Regions from separate parts of the Homo sapiens genome. Here region 2 is linked to region 1. The links are chromatin loops, found by intact Hi-C in ENCODE. Cell type or tissue: prostate gland. All regions are shown on one strand.

The links. Hi-C counts contacts between places; a loop is a spot of excess contacts. Peaks named below come from ENCODE experiments on the same cell type or tissue, not always from the same donor. Only the 100,000 strongest peaks of a DNase experiment are listed, where the experiment ranks them.
Region 2: it touches region 1 in a loop (2.5-fold over the local background); 8 of 110 quality-filtered maps call a loop at or near these places.

What each region holds. Positions count from the first base shown.
Region 1 is chr14:101,624,514-101,632,513 of GRCh38, forward strand. LINC02320 (long intergenic non-protein coding RNA 2320) reads right to left here. Exons shown (of 6, transcript NR_184269.1): 5 at 7,900-8,000; 6 at 3,836-4,891. Among named protein-coding and RNA genes, the nearest start is that of DIO3, 67 kb to the left of the region's middle. In prostate gland, a CTCF peak has its summit at 4,109 (motif pointing left); a DNase peak (open chromatin) is centred at 4,098.
Region 2 is chr14:100,435,959-100,443,958 of GRCh38, forward strand. The region is part of intron 2 of WDR25 (WD repeat domain 25); the gene reads left to right. Among named protein-coding and RNA genes, the nearest start is that of WDR25, 63 kb to the left of the region's middle. RefSeq lists an enhancer at 2,622-3,821 and a silencer at 4,994-5,288. In prostate gland, a CTCF peak has its summit at 4,410; DNase peaks (open chromatin) are centred at 3,473, 3,983 and 4,403; H3K27ac peaks cover 742 bases.

The DNA.
Region 1 (8,000 bases):
TCTTGTTCACAACTGGAACCCCAGTGCCGAGAAGGGGCCTGCTGTGAGCAGGGCAGAGCATGTGCACCCACTGAGTGAGCGAGTGACCATTGCAGCCTCACTCCTGCGCTGCATTCCGCAGCATTCTTTCACATCCATGGTTTCCCCCGAGGCCCCTCAGGAACAAAGGCTCAGAGAGGGTGGGAGAAGTGTGCAGGGTCACACGTGCTTCCCCTCCTCCCTTTATGGGGTCCTGTGGAGGAAGGGGAGGCCTGACTGCACACTGCAGAGGCCAGGGCAGGGCAGAGAGACTCCCACGCATGCTACTCCAGGGATGGGGCCTGGAGGGAGGCTCCCGTGCGTGCTAGTCCAGGGCCTGTGGAGGAAGGAGACGCCTGACCTCACACTGCAGAGGCCGGGGCAGGGCAGGGAGATTCCTGTGCATGCTACTCTAGGGATGGGGCCTGGATTCTTCAGTGGGTCCCTGGGCAAGTCAGGCTCCCTAAATGCCCCACTGTAGGTGCCTGCAGTAACAAGAACAAGAAGGGCAGGGCATGCAGCAAAGCCACAAGGCACAGGCTGCGCACACCTACTGGCTGTGACCCTGAGCAAGTTACATAACTACTCTGTGCCTCAATGCTCTCATCTGTAAAGTGAGAGTAACAATTTCTGCCTACCTGACAGGGCTAAGGGAGGATTAAATGAACCAATATCTGAAAGTTCTCAGCATGATGCCTGGCCGATGAAAAAAACCTCAGAAAGTGTTAGTACTACTACTACTAATAATAATAATAAGCAATAACAATGAAGAGTTCATGGCCCCGTGACAGTGGTGCCTGGCACTGACCTCTGTGTTTGTTCTAATTCTCTCAAGACCCCTGAGAATAACTGCCACACAGATGTCAGCACAGGGGCTGGGCCTCCCTGCCCACTTTCTGCTTCCCAGAAAGTGGCCAACTTCCCCCTGGCCAACTATGCTTTCTAGCCAATATGTAAGTTATGGCTTTTCCTCTGTGGCTCAGCATAGGGAGCAGGGCAGGAGAAAGGCAGGGACTCCACCAAGGTCACACAAAGAGTGCCAGTGGGGCCTGGTCCACCCTTCTCAGGAAGGTCTGAGCTCCCTGTCCTGTGCTCCCATAATACCTAACCTTCACCTTGCAGATGAGTCACTGCAACTGTGCTTGCTCTTTAAGGTCTACCTTGCCTGTAAAAGCCAGAGCTGTTCATGCAAAATTTCCTGCACCTGGGCCTGAGTCAGAGTTGGTTCTCAACCAATATTTTTTAGTGGATGAGTAGGTAGGTGGATGGATGGATGATTGGATGGATGGATGGATGGATGGATGGATGGATGGATGCATGGATGCATGGACTGACAGATGGATAGGTGGATGGATGGTTAAGTAGGTGGGTGGATGGATGGATGGATGGATGGATGGATGGATGGATGGATGGATGGATAGATGGATGGATGCATGGATCGACAGATGGATAGGTGGATGTATGGTTAAGTGGGTGGGTGAATGGATGGATGGATGGATGGATAGATGAGTTCCAGTGTGAATGGATGGGTGGATGGATAGGTGGATGAGTCCTGAGATGAATGGATGGGTGGAGGGTAAGTGGATGAGTTCCAGAATGAATAGGTTTGTGGATGAGTTTGTGGATGGGTTGTGGCTGGGTAGACTTCAGAGACAGCACTCTCCTGGGACATATCATTGAGCCTTTCCCCATAATCTGAAACACAAGGAGGCTTCAATGGTGTGGGATCCAAATGGGATCCAAAAAAGATTCTAAAACCTTCTGAGTCAAGTGCATTTGGCCTCAGTGGGCCTCAGTCTATCCATCATGAAGTTGTGAGAAGAGGACCAGCCTGCCTGTGTTTCACGATTCCCGGGATGAACCCTCCTTAAAGGAGAGGTACAGTAGCACCTTGAAAAGGGTAAGTGCTGCAAAGACCTGGTTTAGAGGATAATGTTAGCCCTGCCAAGGGTACCAAGGGTGCAGCAGGGAGACACGCCCTGCCAGGCCTGTCCTGGGAGCATGCACGGGTTTGCCCTGGCAGGCATGCAGGTAGAGGGAGACAGCCGCCCTCAAGGCACTCATGCCCTCTAACCCAGTAATTCCACTTCTAAGAATGGACCCTAAGGAGGTAGTCAAGGATTTCCAGAGAGACTCACCTATGAGTGTGGTCATTGCAGGGTCAGAAAAGGGAAGATGTCCATGTAATAACAGACTTCAGCGTAAATAACTCATTTCTCTACACTGCAGGGCACTCCTCCACAGCGGAATATTACGCAGCTGTTCAAAGTGGGTTTTTGAAGAATGACTACATGGCATGGGAAACTCTTAAAAGATTACTGGAAAAAAATCAAGATAAGACAAACTGCACGTGGAGTAAGATCTCATGCCTATTGGGAGGAAGTCTCTTTCTGAGTATTTGCTTGGGAAAAAAGTCCTCAATAGGTATATACCAGAACGCCTGGTTATCTCTAGGTGGGGGGATTATAGCGTTTTTTCTTCCTAGTAATTTTCCATATTATCCAAATTGCATTTCAGGGGTGCAGGCCAGGGGGTGGCCCTGAGTGGGCCTCTGTCTCTGAACTTCCTTCCCTGGGGACCAAACAGGAAAACCCCCACCCTTCCCCTCCAGAAGGGAGGGATTCCTAAGGACAGAAGAGCTATGGAGGGAGGAAGTGCCCTGTCCAAGCCCTTTCAAACATCAGGATACATAAAACTCCAGGCCCTTACTGCCTGCATCTTATCTGAGAAGTGGGATTTTTGGAGCTATGTCATTGCCAGCTTTGCTGTCTCTCCGTGTTTTTTTCACCTTCCACTTTTTTTTTTTTTTTTTTTTTTGAGACGGAGTCTTGCTCTGTCGCTAGATTGGAGTGCAGTGGCACGATCTCGGCTCACTGCAATCTCTGCTTCCCGGGTTCAAGTGATTCTCCTGCCTCAGCCTCCCCAAACTCCCACTGGGACTACAGGCGCCTGCCGTCACGCCCAGCAAATTTTTTTTTTTTTTTTTTTTTTTTTTTTAGTAGAGACGTGTTTCACCATGTTGCCCAGGCTGGTCTCGAACTCCTGAGCTCAGGCAATCTGCCCGCCTCGGCCTCCCAAAGTGCTAGGATTACAGGCGTGAGCCACCGCTCCCGGCCTCACCTTCCACATTTTCTACAATGAACAAGAAGAACTTGGCAAGTCAAGAGAAGAAGCAAAGCCATAGAGAGCTAGCCAGGGGCGTTGGCCGGCTGTGGATCTGTCCAGACCCAGGCCGCCCTCCTACGCGGGCCTGCTGCAACCTGCGCTGGGGTTGAGGCAGGAACCAAGCTTGGGGCCAACCGACTGCGTGGGACGTGGCTCCCGGATCTGCCCCTCACCAGCTGAGGACACCGGAGCGTCTCTCTCCAGGACTCAGTTTCCCCATCTGTGAAGTGAGGATAGTCCCACCCCCCAGCTCAATGGATCCCTGCGGGAGGAGGGAATGCGAGGCTGGTTGTGGGTCGGGGGGCCTCTTTCCGATTCTTCCTGAAGAACCCTGCACAGAGGAGACGGGGGACTGGGAGGGGCCTGGGTCTCCGAGTGTGGGCACGGGGAGCTGAGGTCTTGCAGCTCCTGGGTCTGGGGCGCCGGGGTTCTGTGAGAGCCCCAGCTTCGTCACGTACGACTTCCTCTCCTCTAATTGAGGGAATTGCAGAAGCCCCGGAGGGCGGCTGGTTCAGAGACCGAAACAAAGGCAGGATCAGGACCCTGGATCAGAATGGGGTCCACGCGTGAGTCTCTGTAATTAACGCTCTGGTGTCTCAAATTACGAGAAAATATATAAAACATGTAATTGCTTCTGTATTTTGGACACTCATTAGGAGAATAATAAATGTTATTATTTATTAATATGGTAATGAATCATCTCGCTTTTAAAATTAAACATTAAACCGCTAACAAATTAAATGTAAATTATTAGGCCCCGAGTTGATGGAAAGAGTTCCCCGGGGAGGGGCCGCTGGGCTCCTTCTTTGCAGAAATGAGTGCGTCGCCCTTTAACTAGGCGCGGAGGCTGCGAGCGGTGCGGGGTGACCTGAGGACACCCGAAGACACGGGCGACTCGCGGGGACATCCTGCCCCCTGCCGGCCGCGAGCGGGACCGCAGCGGCCCGCGGGTAGCGTCCCGCCGCGGAGGTGGTTTTTCCTTGTGATCTTTCCAGAAGCAGTGAAGCCCTCTTGGGCACCCGCGCCCCTCGCCTGGCAGACAGCCACCCGCTCGCGCACGAACTCGCTGCACAGAGCTGTCAGGAGTGGGGCGTGTGGCCTGGAGCGAGGCTGCTCGCGTAGGCTGGGCCTGGGCTCCTGGCCGTGTTGTCACCGCCAATCCCCACACACGCAAGAGAAAGCAGCTTCTAGCCTCATCTCACACACGGGAAAGTGAGGCTCAGAGATGTGTGGCCTGGCCGGGGTGCACAGCCAGTATCCGGTGGGCCTGGGATGCCAGCCCAGCCTGCCAGGCCCCAGGGTGGCCATCATGGAGTGGGACTCCCGGGCTGGCCCCCCAGAGCCTGTTCCAGGCACGTGCATTTGAATTAATGGGGTTACTGTTTCCTGAGGGCTCTTGCCAGACACCAGCTACTTACTGCACGTGGTTGAGCCCAATCAAGTAGGCAGTGTGCCCTGTGCCCATCTTACGCACGAGCAGACTGAGGCACGGAGAGGCTTCAGCGACTTGCCCAGGTCAGCAGCAAGGAAGTAGGGGCAGGAGAGAGAAGTAGGTCTTGCTGAGTCTAGAGTTAGCTCTTGACCACTCCAGGCCAGACTGGGTTCTCCCTCCTTCCAGGAGGAGGGCAGGCAGCCCCATCTGTGCCCATCCCTGCGGTGCACAAAACAGTGCAGCTTCCGGGCCACTGGCTGTGTTTCTAGGGATCACCTGAGTTAAAGCAAGAAAAGGAATCATTATTTTTTTAACCAATACATGATTTGGGGCTTAGAGGTTGTTTGCAGTCACTCTTATGAAGAATGCTACAGCAGACACCGTGGGTTCAAGGTTATTTCCTTGGGAAAGACTTCCAGAAGTCAAACTGCTGGAACCAAAGGCTGGGACAGCAGGATTTTGGCATGCATGTTATTAGGATCCTTCTCGTATATGTGTCCCAGCTTGCACTCATCTGGGGAGGGACTCAGAAAAGAGGGCCTCCTCCCCTCACAACCAATAGCACCCTTGAGATGGCCCAGGCTGGCAGGGTTGGAAAAGTCCAGCTCATCTATGGTCCAGTTCTCTGGTGGGCACTGACCCTTGAGCCAGCCACACCCACACCCACACCCACACCCATGCCTGTGGGGATCAGAGGTCAATAGATGCAGCCTCCAATGGTCTGAGGCTCCCTGACTTTCCTCCCGCCTTCTCTCCGTGTGTAATCCCAGCCCAGGGCCACCCTTTGGTGGCAAACACAGACACCCCTGTGTCAGCCATACGTATTCAGCCAAGGCTTTATGAGTACCTTCCACTTAGGAACCCTCACTTCTGTCTCTGCCTTCCCTTGCGATTATGAGTCCCAGCAATGGCAGCTGAGCACTCAGGATGCCCACTCCTGGCTCTGACTTTACGTCACTTTCTCAACACGTTACAGGTGAAGAGCCTGCCAAGTGGCCGAGCCACGATTTGGCCCCAGAGCCCAAGTTCTGTTCTTTCCTTGGGTCTCTGCTGTCTGCCCAGGCCTGAGCATGGTCCCTCAGACAGGCTCAGGAAGTATTTGTGGATGAATCAATGAACGACCCCGTGAGGGCCTTTGCCTTTCTCCCCTGCCAGGCTGGGAGCCCCCAGAAGACAAGTGGGGTTGACCATGTGCCTGGAAGGAGTCACGGCTCCTCTCTAGACCGGAACTCCCCACTAGAGCGATGGGGTGCCACAGGGTATCCCAGCAGGCCCGGCAAGCACATCACAGGAGCGTGGAGAAGCGGGACCAGCCGTGCCCCCATCCCTGGGAGCCCTGCCCCCAGCCTTGTCTAAGGCCTCACTTGCCCCATATCTGGTTTGGGGAGCAGGTTTCTCACCCCAATATGATTCTGTTCTCTGCCCCCTCTGCCCTCCTACCCCACACATCCCAGCGTGGATGGACGAGACTTCGCCCCTGCCTCCTGCCCGGGCCCCTGCCATGGGAAGGGGACGCATTATTGCTCTCTCTCAGGGCTATTCAGACACCAACTAATTTATTTCCCTCCTGCCCCCTTCCTTATTGATCAATGCTTTAGCTGAGTGGCTGTTAAATGACTTGTTCCCATAGCAACCATCAGATACATGCTCGGATCTGATGTGTCTGTTTCCTGAGCCAGATCGCCTCCTAAGAGCTTGGAGAGAACAAATCTCCTTTCATATCCGTCGCTGTCTTCTGAAAGGCACAGGATATTGTTCAGAACAAGTCATTTTTTAAAACAATATTAAAAAAAGAACTAGGTTTTTCAACAGATATAAAGTTGTTTCATAAGGTGCATCATTCTTAAGAAGTATTAAATCAGATTTTAAAAGCTTTGACCAAGTTAATCTTTCTTCTGCCTACTTTTCCTTCTGCACAGGGGGAAGTATGGAAACGGTCTCTGCATAAAGATACTCTGCTGCATCATTTATAAAAAGAAAAATTGAAAACAGCCTAAAAGCACAATAGACGATTCAAATGATCTATGGTTCACATACCTGTGAGGGTTTTATAGAGATGCTGAAACGCTGCTTAGAAGAGAGAAACACACATGTCAACAACGTGAAGTGAAAAAAAAGAAACAAGATTAAAAACTGTGTCTGCACGGGTGAGCATAATGAATGGAAAACAAAGCTAAATTATGTAGAGGAAAAAATACTCAGGAAAACAAACACAGTGAAATGTTGACAGAAGTGTTTCTTGTTGGCAGAGCCATGGGATTTTCTTCCTTATTCACTTACTTAATACATATTTATTGAGCACCTACTACGAGCCCAGCCCTGTCTGAGGCATTAACAGCACAACTGCTATTTCTACTGCCTATATTTTCCCAAATGTGTTTAAAACTGTTTTAAAACTATGTATTTTTTTCTTATTTTTGTTTGTTTGTTTGTTTGTTCTGAGACAGGCTCAAGTGATCCTCCCACCTCAGCCTCCCCAGTAGCTGGGACTACAGGCGTGCACTACTACACCCCACTAATTTTTGTATTTTTTGTAGAAACAGGGTCTCGTTGTGCTGCCCAAGCTAGCCTCGAGCTCCGGGCCTCAAGCAATCCACCCACCTCAGCTTCCCAAGCTCTGGGATTACAGGTGTGAGCCACCGTGCCCAGCCAAGTATAATTTTTTTTAATGACAGGGTACATGTTTCACCTGCCACGTTGCCAACAAATAAACATAAGACGCTCTGTTGGTGAGGAGAGGATATAGGAACACCAGCCCCGCCTGGCAGAAGAATGAATGACCACGACCAATAAAGGACCAGTTATCAACACTTAAAACCGACATACTTTTTCCCAGCAATTCCACCTGTAGTCATTGTCCCTACTGGGATTCTCTCCCACCTTTGTCGTGGGATGTTTACGAAGCTTGTTTACCGTGGCATGTGACTGCTGGAACCCCGAATGGTCCTCGCCAGGGGATGGCTACCCAGATCGTGGTTCAGACTCAGGAAAACACTGAGCCCTGAGAAGAACGAGGCGATCTGCCAGTGTGTGGAACACTAAGCTGAGGTCCCTAAGGGACAGAGCAAGGCGGATCACTTGAGATCAGGAATTCGAGACCAGCCTGGCCAACATGGTGAAACCCTGTCTCTACTAAACATACAAAAATTAGCCGGGCGTGGTGGCGGGCACCTGTAATCCCAGCTCCTTGGGAGGCTGAAGCAGGAGAATCCCTTGAACCTGGGAGGTGGAGGTTGCAGTGAGCCGAGATCATGCCCAAGATCTCTGCTCTTCCCCCGTCTTGCCTTAGTGATCCTGGGCATGTCCCTTCACCTCTGCGGCCTCAGTTTCTCATCTGCACAGTGAAGATGCTGATGCCCGCCTGGCTGATGCCCGCCTGGCTGCT
Region 2 (8,000 bases), 1.2 Mb before region 1:
CACCGTGGAAGAGTTGACTCTGAGCAAATCATTAATCTTTTTGGGCCTTAATTGTCTTCTCTGTAATGGGGAAGGATAGTACCACTGGCCTCTCCAGCAAGTTCTTTGCATCTGCTGAGGCCAGATTCAGGTGTCAAATTCTCAGCTCTGCTGTTGACTAGCCATGTGTCTTTGGGATGTGTTATGTCTGGAGCTTTGCTAACAAAGCTTTCTCACCTTATCTCATTGAGTCCTCCCATCCAGCATTTTCCATATGAGTGCTTTGAGTTTCAGAGAAGTGAAGCGCTTATGGAGGGTCCCACAAGCAGTGGGAGCCGGGACGCAGGGCTGACTACTACACCTGGGCCCGCCTTTTCACCACAGACTGTGTGTGCTTGTCATACTTAGACTTTGCTTGTACTTGGGAAAGGAGTTCAGTTTGCTTTAATGTCACTTTAATGCTTTTTAGAATTCATTTCCTTTGTTTATTTTGCAGCGGTATAATTTGCAATGAAATAGTTTCACATTGAGCTTACATGTTTTGATGGCATCTTAATGTTGGCTCCATGGATTTGCAGCCAGATACTTTTGTCATTCTAACTTTCCTATATGATGGCACTATGTGGCAGTGTGGCCATGAACTATGGCCTGGGTTTCCCTTTAGGCCGGCCAGGTAGCCTCTGAGTCAGGTGTTCGGTGTCTCTTGGGTCGTGGAGGACTCTGCACACTGGGGACAAGTGTCCTGTGTGTCAGTCTCCTGTGTAGCTTGGTTTTACTTTGCCATGTCATTGGGTCCTTCCTGGGGTTGGGTTTCACCTAGGAACATCTGGCTGGGCATCATATGTGCAGAAGAGAGCGTCTCTTCGCTCTCGCCCCCTGAGCTGTGGAGGGTACATGCGCACCCCAGAAGCAAAAGCTCTGGCTCCCAGAGGGCCTTGGTTTGCTAGGTTGGCCCTGCTTTCAGTTGCTGTCCTTGTGCCACAGCATATGCTGAGCCATCTGTTCTGCCTTTTTGTTTTGGAAAATGTGGCACAACAGTTAGAGTCTTGCCTAGAAGAGCACTGAAGGCCTTTTAGCACTGGGGCTGTGCCTTAGCCATTTGGGTCCCTTCAGTGCTTGGTGAGGGGCTGGAGCTGGAGTAAGGGCCTGGTACTTGTGTGTTGAATGCTTGTATGCATGTTTGATTATTGTGGCTGAGGGCTCAGGAGAGTGGCAGGAAAGGAGGAGGTGGAGCCCAGAGCAGGGACTTCTTTCCAGGGCCCAACCCACACGTTGGTCTTGCTCCTGGAAGAGCACCTGCCTGTAGAAAGCAGGTCCCTTCTGCCCAGCCCCCCACGGCCCAGCCTTAGCCCCATCCTCTCCTCAAGAGACCCCACAGCTTGGCTTTAGCAAGACCCAGACCCATATCTGAGATTCCAGTCTGAGCCCGCTGAGTGTTGAGTCTCACTGTTTCAGCTCTTGGGTTTCAGTGCCCAAGAAGTGGTACTATAGTGGCATAAAAAAGCCACCCGAAGCTGGGCTCATACCTTAGCTTTGGCACTTACTAGCTGTGTGGCCTTGGGCAAGGTGGGTTGCTTAACTTCTGGCAGCCTTGATTTCCTTACTGTGAAGCAGAGACATACCTCTAAGCAGAGAGTGGTTGTAGGGATTTGGGATGACATGTGTCCAGCACCCAGACACTTGGGCATTGGTTGCCATTATTATTATTAGTATTATTACTAGTATTATTAGTATTAGTAGTATTACTGTTACTGCTACTGATGTTACTGTCACCACCACTGTTAACCCCCATTCTCTCCCTCTACCTCTCCAACCCTACGTTCACCCACAGCACTGGTGTTATACGCCCCCTTAGTGAAGAAGAGAAGACAGGAGCTGGCTCAGAGCATTTATCTGCCCAGCTGCTGTGAGCCCTGAGCTGACCACCAAGGATGCTAAGGGGTTCAAGGAGGACTGCACCTCCCTCTGTCCTTGCCTTCTCATCCTTTTTTCTCCTGACACACCATTGTTTTCGCAAAAGAAAGAAGTAGTTGGAGTCTGGGAAAGAAATCCCCAGGGCCCTGTTTCAGATGATTGTCCCATTTCTAAACTTGAGTTAATAAGAGTAAACAAAGTAGTAGGTAGATTTGCACAGGAGAATATTATTATTCTCATGATTATGTAAATATTTATCTGTTCTGGCTTTCTTATTTTGTTGCTGGTGTCTAATTTCCAAGTCTTGTAATGAAGTGTAATTTGGAGAAGATTTGCAAAGACAGGCACGTAGTGAAATAATTTGATTTGTTCAGTAAACTTGGTTTCAGTTATTCCTTTCCATGAGTTGTTTTAGAACCCCTTCAATTTCTTTGTGATTTGACAACAGCTTTCAGCCCAATGAAGATATGACTCTTAGGCATTGCCAGGAATTCAGAATTGGTTTATAATATTGTCGCTTAATAAGAAAATGCGTTCATTGGCAGGATATAAAATTTATGGGCTTCAAATGGATTTCTGTTTGTAGTTTTAGCCCTCTGTGCTCCTGCCATTCTCGAGGCTATGAGTAAGGTTTTTTAATTAAGTCAAATTGAATTGAATGAGCTTTTATTGAACGCCCACTCTGTGCCAGACACCAGCTCCTTAACCCTTGCACTGCCCTGTAGGTGGCTATGGGGAGCTGAGCCAGAGGAGGTTTTGCCCCATGCTCACGATCATTCAGCTGGCAAACCTGGGAGGTGGGATTTGAAGTTAGGTTTGATTCTCTGGCTTTTTCATCCAAAGCTGATTATAGGCAGACTTGATTAAGGAGAAGAGAGAGGTTGAGTGGCTTTCATGTTATTTCATTGAATCTTGTTTAGTCTTCTCAGCCACCCTGTGAGGTTCATTACATTTTCCCTATTGTATATCTGAGGAAAGTAAGGCTCAGAGAGGTACAGTGATATGCTCAGGGTCACACAGCTGGTAAGAGGCAGAGCTGGGATTTGAACTCAGAACTGCCTGGCTGCAAGGCCAGAGTTCCTTCTAGAACCCCTCTAGGGGTCTGCACTTCCTTTAGCACATGGCCAATTGACCACCTGCCCACAAAAAATGGCCTGGCCCTGGTGGCTAGGGCACCCTCCTGCAGATGGAGGCAAGGAGCAGTAGGGAGTGGGGCTGGGCATCAGTTGCCCAGGTACTTCCTAGCTCTATGCCCTGGGCAAGTGAAGTCCTCCTTTCTGACCCTCCCTGCACCCACTGGTGACTGGTGGCAGAATACCCTCCTGGGTTATTGTTAGGATCACAGACAACATGTGTGAGGCACCTGGCACTTGGTGGGCACTCAGGAAGTGAAGGACCCTGCCCTTTGGCATCTGTTGCTTGTCAGAATGCGTGGTGGATGGCTCTGGCCTCGGTGACGAAGCTGCTGTTGCTTCAGCCCCCGGACTCCTGTGCATCACAGAGCTGATTCAGTGCAGACAGGTGACTCATCTGATGGCATTTTGTGTGGCGTTGTGCAGTTCAGCCTGGTACAGCACGGCCCGCCCACAGCAGGTATTCAAGAGCCGTTAGTGTTTATGAAGGTGATAAAATTGCCTAGATGGAGGGAAGCCGTCAAAATAAGAGCCTTTGCCTGTCTTGTGAAAGTTAACTTGCAAACCTAATGCCTGTGGGGCTGCTGAAAAAGCGTCACCTGGATTTCTCCTTGGAGACAGAACTCTCTGGAAGGACAGCTGGGCAGCCCCTGCTTGCCATGTGGGGGTGGACGCTTTTTATGTGACAGTGAGTTGGAGAAACTAACAGTGGTCTTCAAGGCATTGTGCTCAGCTTAACTCTTTGAATTGCCATAGCTTTAAAATGAATACTAGAAACAGTTATATATTTTTCACACTCTCCATATTTTCTCCATTCAATATAATAAATGTTATCTTGAATGTTTGAGGGTTTTATAGCAAAAATTCCTCCCATTTGTAAAGCATGCTGCAGTGGATGGGAGTGAACTAGCTGGCAGCGCTCTCGTGTGACGTGGCAGAGGCTGAGGGAGTTGCCCAAACCCCACTTCCAGTTGGAGGAAGCCTGGGCCCTGACTTCCAGTGCATGTTCAGGTCCACTTGTCAAGGAAAGGATCCATTGTTAAGAAACAAACATGGGAAACTGTCATGTGAGCGTCCCTAAAAGCAGCATAGTCATTTTCGAGTCACTCTCTGATAAAGATAGAACACTTCATTTAGGCACATTTCAGGATTTCAGAACATTTGGAGTAGTCCTGGGGTGGAAAGCAGCGTTTTCCTTTTTCAATTTCAACCTGACTCCATTCCTCTCTTTATGTGTGTCAGTCATAGCAGGGGAGTGTTTTCCTCTTGGATGCGTTTGCACCTGGCAAATGAATGTGCAGGAATTCTTTGATTGCAAAATAGCTACTCTCAAAATGCAGACAGGCAGCCACAGTCAGGGAGCCCTTCGGCCACGGCAGCGGGGTGGCGCCAGACACCTGGCTTTGAGTCCCGTGGAGGCATGCCACTTAGTCTGTTCTGAGCGGCTGTTTACAGGCGGATAGAAAGGGCTGTAGGATGGGACCCTCAAGGTTTTGGGGCATGGGAGGGGCTGGCCGTCATGATTCAGCATGCTAGCTCTCTGGAGGCTGTGCTGAGCACTGAGGGACACTGGGAGAAAAACACAGGCTCCTGCTTTGTCCATGTGGAAGGAGCCCAGGCTGCCCTGGCTGCTATACGCATCCTTCCAGGCAACCTTCACCTTCTGGTCTATTTAGTCTCATTCCCTGTTTTTATTCCCTTCTTTTATTTAGGGAGAGCCAGAGCAGCAATTCTCAGGTCAGGATTATTTGGGAGATCCATATTACTTCTGATTATTTACGAAGGGACAGGCCGGGGGAGGTAACCACCTCGATAAATTCGTCAGCGAGGCAGCTGGAGGGATGTGTGACAAACATACCAGGCTGTCATTTGGCCAGAGATTGTCTGCACTGGGATTGTTCCCCCAGGATAGTCCTGATGACAAATGTAATTGACATTTTTTATTAACCCTGAAATGATTAAAGATGCTGCTGCTGAATTTGTGTCAAAGTACCCGGTCCCTGGCATTTTGAGAAAGGGATTCTCTGTGGAGCCAATAAACAGCCTGTGTTTTCTTCCTGTTCATCACTTTAATCAACTAAGACATACAGAGCCCTGTCTGGTTTGGTCTTGAAACTGGGCCAGGGAGATAAGACTCTGCTTCCTGGCTTAGGTTTCCAGAACACTCTGGTATGGACATCATGAGGGACACATAGGAGGCACTCTGTTCATTTACCACACAGTCATCAAACGTTTGCTGAGCTCCTTCTGTGTGCCAGGTCCTGTGTGTGATATTGGGCGCTGTCTCCTTGAAGGGTGGTCGCTGTAGAATGGGGGCTAGAAAGATGTTTATGGGGATGATTGTGAGAACTGAGCATTGTAGGGGAAGACTGGGCCACCCTCACTGCCTAGGGGGTGGGGTGGGGCAGGGAAGGCAGTGCAGGGGGTGGTTTGCGTCTTACAGGAAGGGAGTCTCCTCTCCAGACAGGTCTTACCTCTGGAGCTCTCCAGGCAGATGCTGGAAGTGGCAGTGCCCAGAGTGTGTGGGTCTTGGAGTGCCAGAGTGTGGGAACACAGAGGGGCAGCAGGGGAGGGTGGAAGACACACAGGAGAGCTTGGCTGGGGCCTGCAGATGGGCTGGGGGCCACATGGAGCGCAGGTGGACTTTGCTGCTTCCTAGCCTGCCTGCTGAGTTACTGAAGCTCTTGGTCTTGGTTTCCTTATCTGTGAAATGGGACAATCCTACTTTCGCTTCTGTCATAGGGCTGCTGCAGGATGAAATGACAGTAGGAGGAAAGCCCCTGATTGGTGCTTGGCATACAGAGCCTAGTCAACAAGCATCGGTTCCTTCCTAGATGCAGTCTCAGTAGCAGTGGCCAGGTATTGAGCACCTACTGCATGCCAAGCGCTGGGCTGAAGGCCTTGCACTGACTCTCTGTTAGGTATTTTTATTCCCATTTTATAGCTGAGAAACTTGTTAGAGGGTAAAGCAGTTGCTCAGGGTCACACATAGAGAGAGGCAGAGAGAAGATCTGACACCAGGCTGTTGCTCCCAAGGGCTTCCTTTCAGCAGTGCAGGGGCTGGGAGGTGCCAGGAGGAGCAGGAACATGGAGAGGGCCAGCTTTGACTGTGGCCAGAGCCATGCTTGAGCTCTTCTTTTGGAGGGATGGGCTTGGGTTGCAGAGGGTCTTACAGGGAGAGTGTGCTTATCACACTGCTCCTGGATGGACTGATGAATTGAACACTTCCTGAGCACCTGTTTTGTGGCTAGCCCTCTGCTGAGGGTGCACACATTCCCTCAGCCACAAAGCCAGTATTTAGTGAGCACCTACTGCATGCCATGTGGTCCACCAGGCCTTGGGTAGATGGTGGTGTACCAGAGGCAGGGGTCTTCACCCTGGGGGAGCTCCCAGGCTGGCAGGGAAAGAAGGAAAGAAAAAGATCACACATCTAGCATTGTGGATAAGCAACATTTCAGCACTGAAATAGTGGGTCTATGTTATTAACATTTTATATGCTAGGCTCTCCCACACAAAACCAGATCAGAACCCTCTCTCTTGCCCCTGAACTGCATAGGTTTCAAAGGTGATCTGTCCCCTTGTATCTCGACCTGTTGCTCAGGAACCATTCCCATCAGTTTAATTTCTTTTTCCTTTTAATCCTGTGGCTGGCAGGATGTTGCAGGGGCAGTAATTTAATAAAAGTATGCAGTTTGTAAAGCAGCTGCTATTCTGTGTACTAAGCACATTTGCCAACCTTTTCAGGGAAACCTCCAAGCTGTTCTTGGAACTTAGCGATATTGCAGGAAAAAAAACATTCTATTTAATAACATTTCATCCTTTGGGTTCTGCAGCTAATAGAAGCATAAATGGAGGCCATGTCTGAAAGCCATTTCTTTATGTGATTCAGAGAATCAGGACATAGCAATTACACAGTGTATGGGATTTATGGAAACATTCATGCCTAACAAGAAGAAAACAGCTCAGTAAGTTATTTAATTTGAAGTCACAGGCCCGCTGACTGGTTCCCCACCCAGACCTACCGCACTGCTCGGCAGGCCCCAGGCGCTCGCACACAGGTGCCCACTGCTCCCTGTCTCTCTGAGTCCTGCCCGGCTGCAGGTGGAAACCTGGGCCTGCTCTGTGGGGTGTGTTCACACCTTAGGCCAGGGCAAGGTGGAGCTGGGTTTGAATATTGCTCTTCTGACTCCAAGCCTGTCTTTCCTCACCACTGCATATAACAGCCTCATTAGGTTTGTAATACGTGGCAGCTGCATGATCTGCTGGGTAAGAGACACACATTTAGAAAAATTTATGTGCCACATGCTTTTCCTTTCTTTATTTCTCTTTCCCCTGAACTGAGATAAAAAGGAGAGTCACACACAAGCAGATGTCAGAATGACTGCCTTGCTTCGCCCCATCTACTGGAAAAGCCACCGACTGAATTCTTCCTAACACCGTTTCTGTTTATGGCAGATATAGGGTGGGGGTGGGGGGCAGGGCCCTCCATTCTCTGCTTTCCGTGCTAGCCGAAGCCTTAATTCAAAAACAAATTGAGTCCTTCAGCTGTCACTCGATTGTTCCCTCTGATTTTGGGGGATAAATATCATTGCTGCAGCCTCATGTCTCCTCTCTCTCCTTTTCCCCAAAGCTTTTCCCCTTTTATTTTCTCTCTCTGCCCAGAACTCAACATATCTCTGACAAAAGCATGCATTATTTAGAGCCTGTCGCCTCTTGAAGTTCTTTAATTACAGAATTAAACCAAAGTAATGACAGTTTAATTTGTTCTTTCATTAATTGGGAGCGCTCCGGGCTGATGTGAAATGAGCGCATTTGGAAGGCATGAGGAATATGTACTGAGTGATTGGAGCATGAGTAATAATAATTGCTGTCGTTTAGTGCCGGGCGCTGGCTAGGTGCTCCTCATGCATATTCTCTGTTAATGCTCCCTGCAACCTTGAGGAGGAGATACCACCTTCTCTGTTTTGCGGCTTA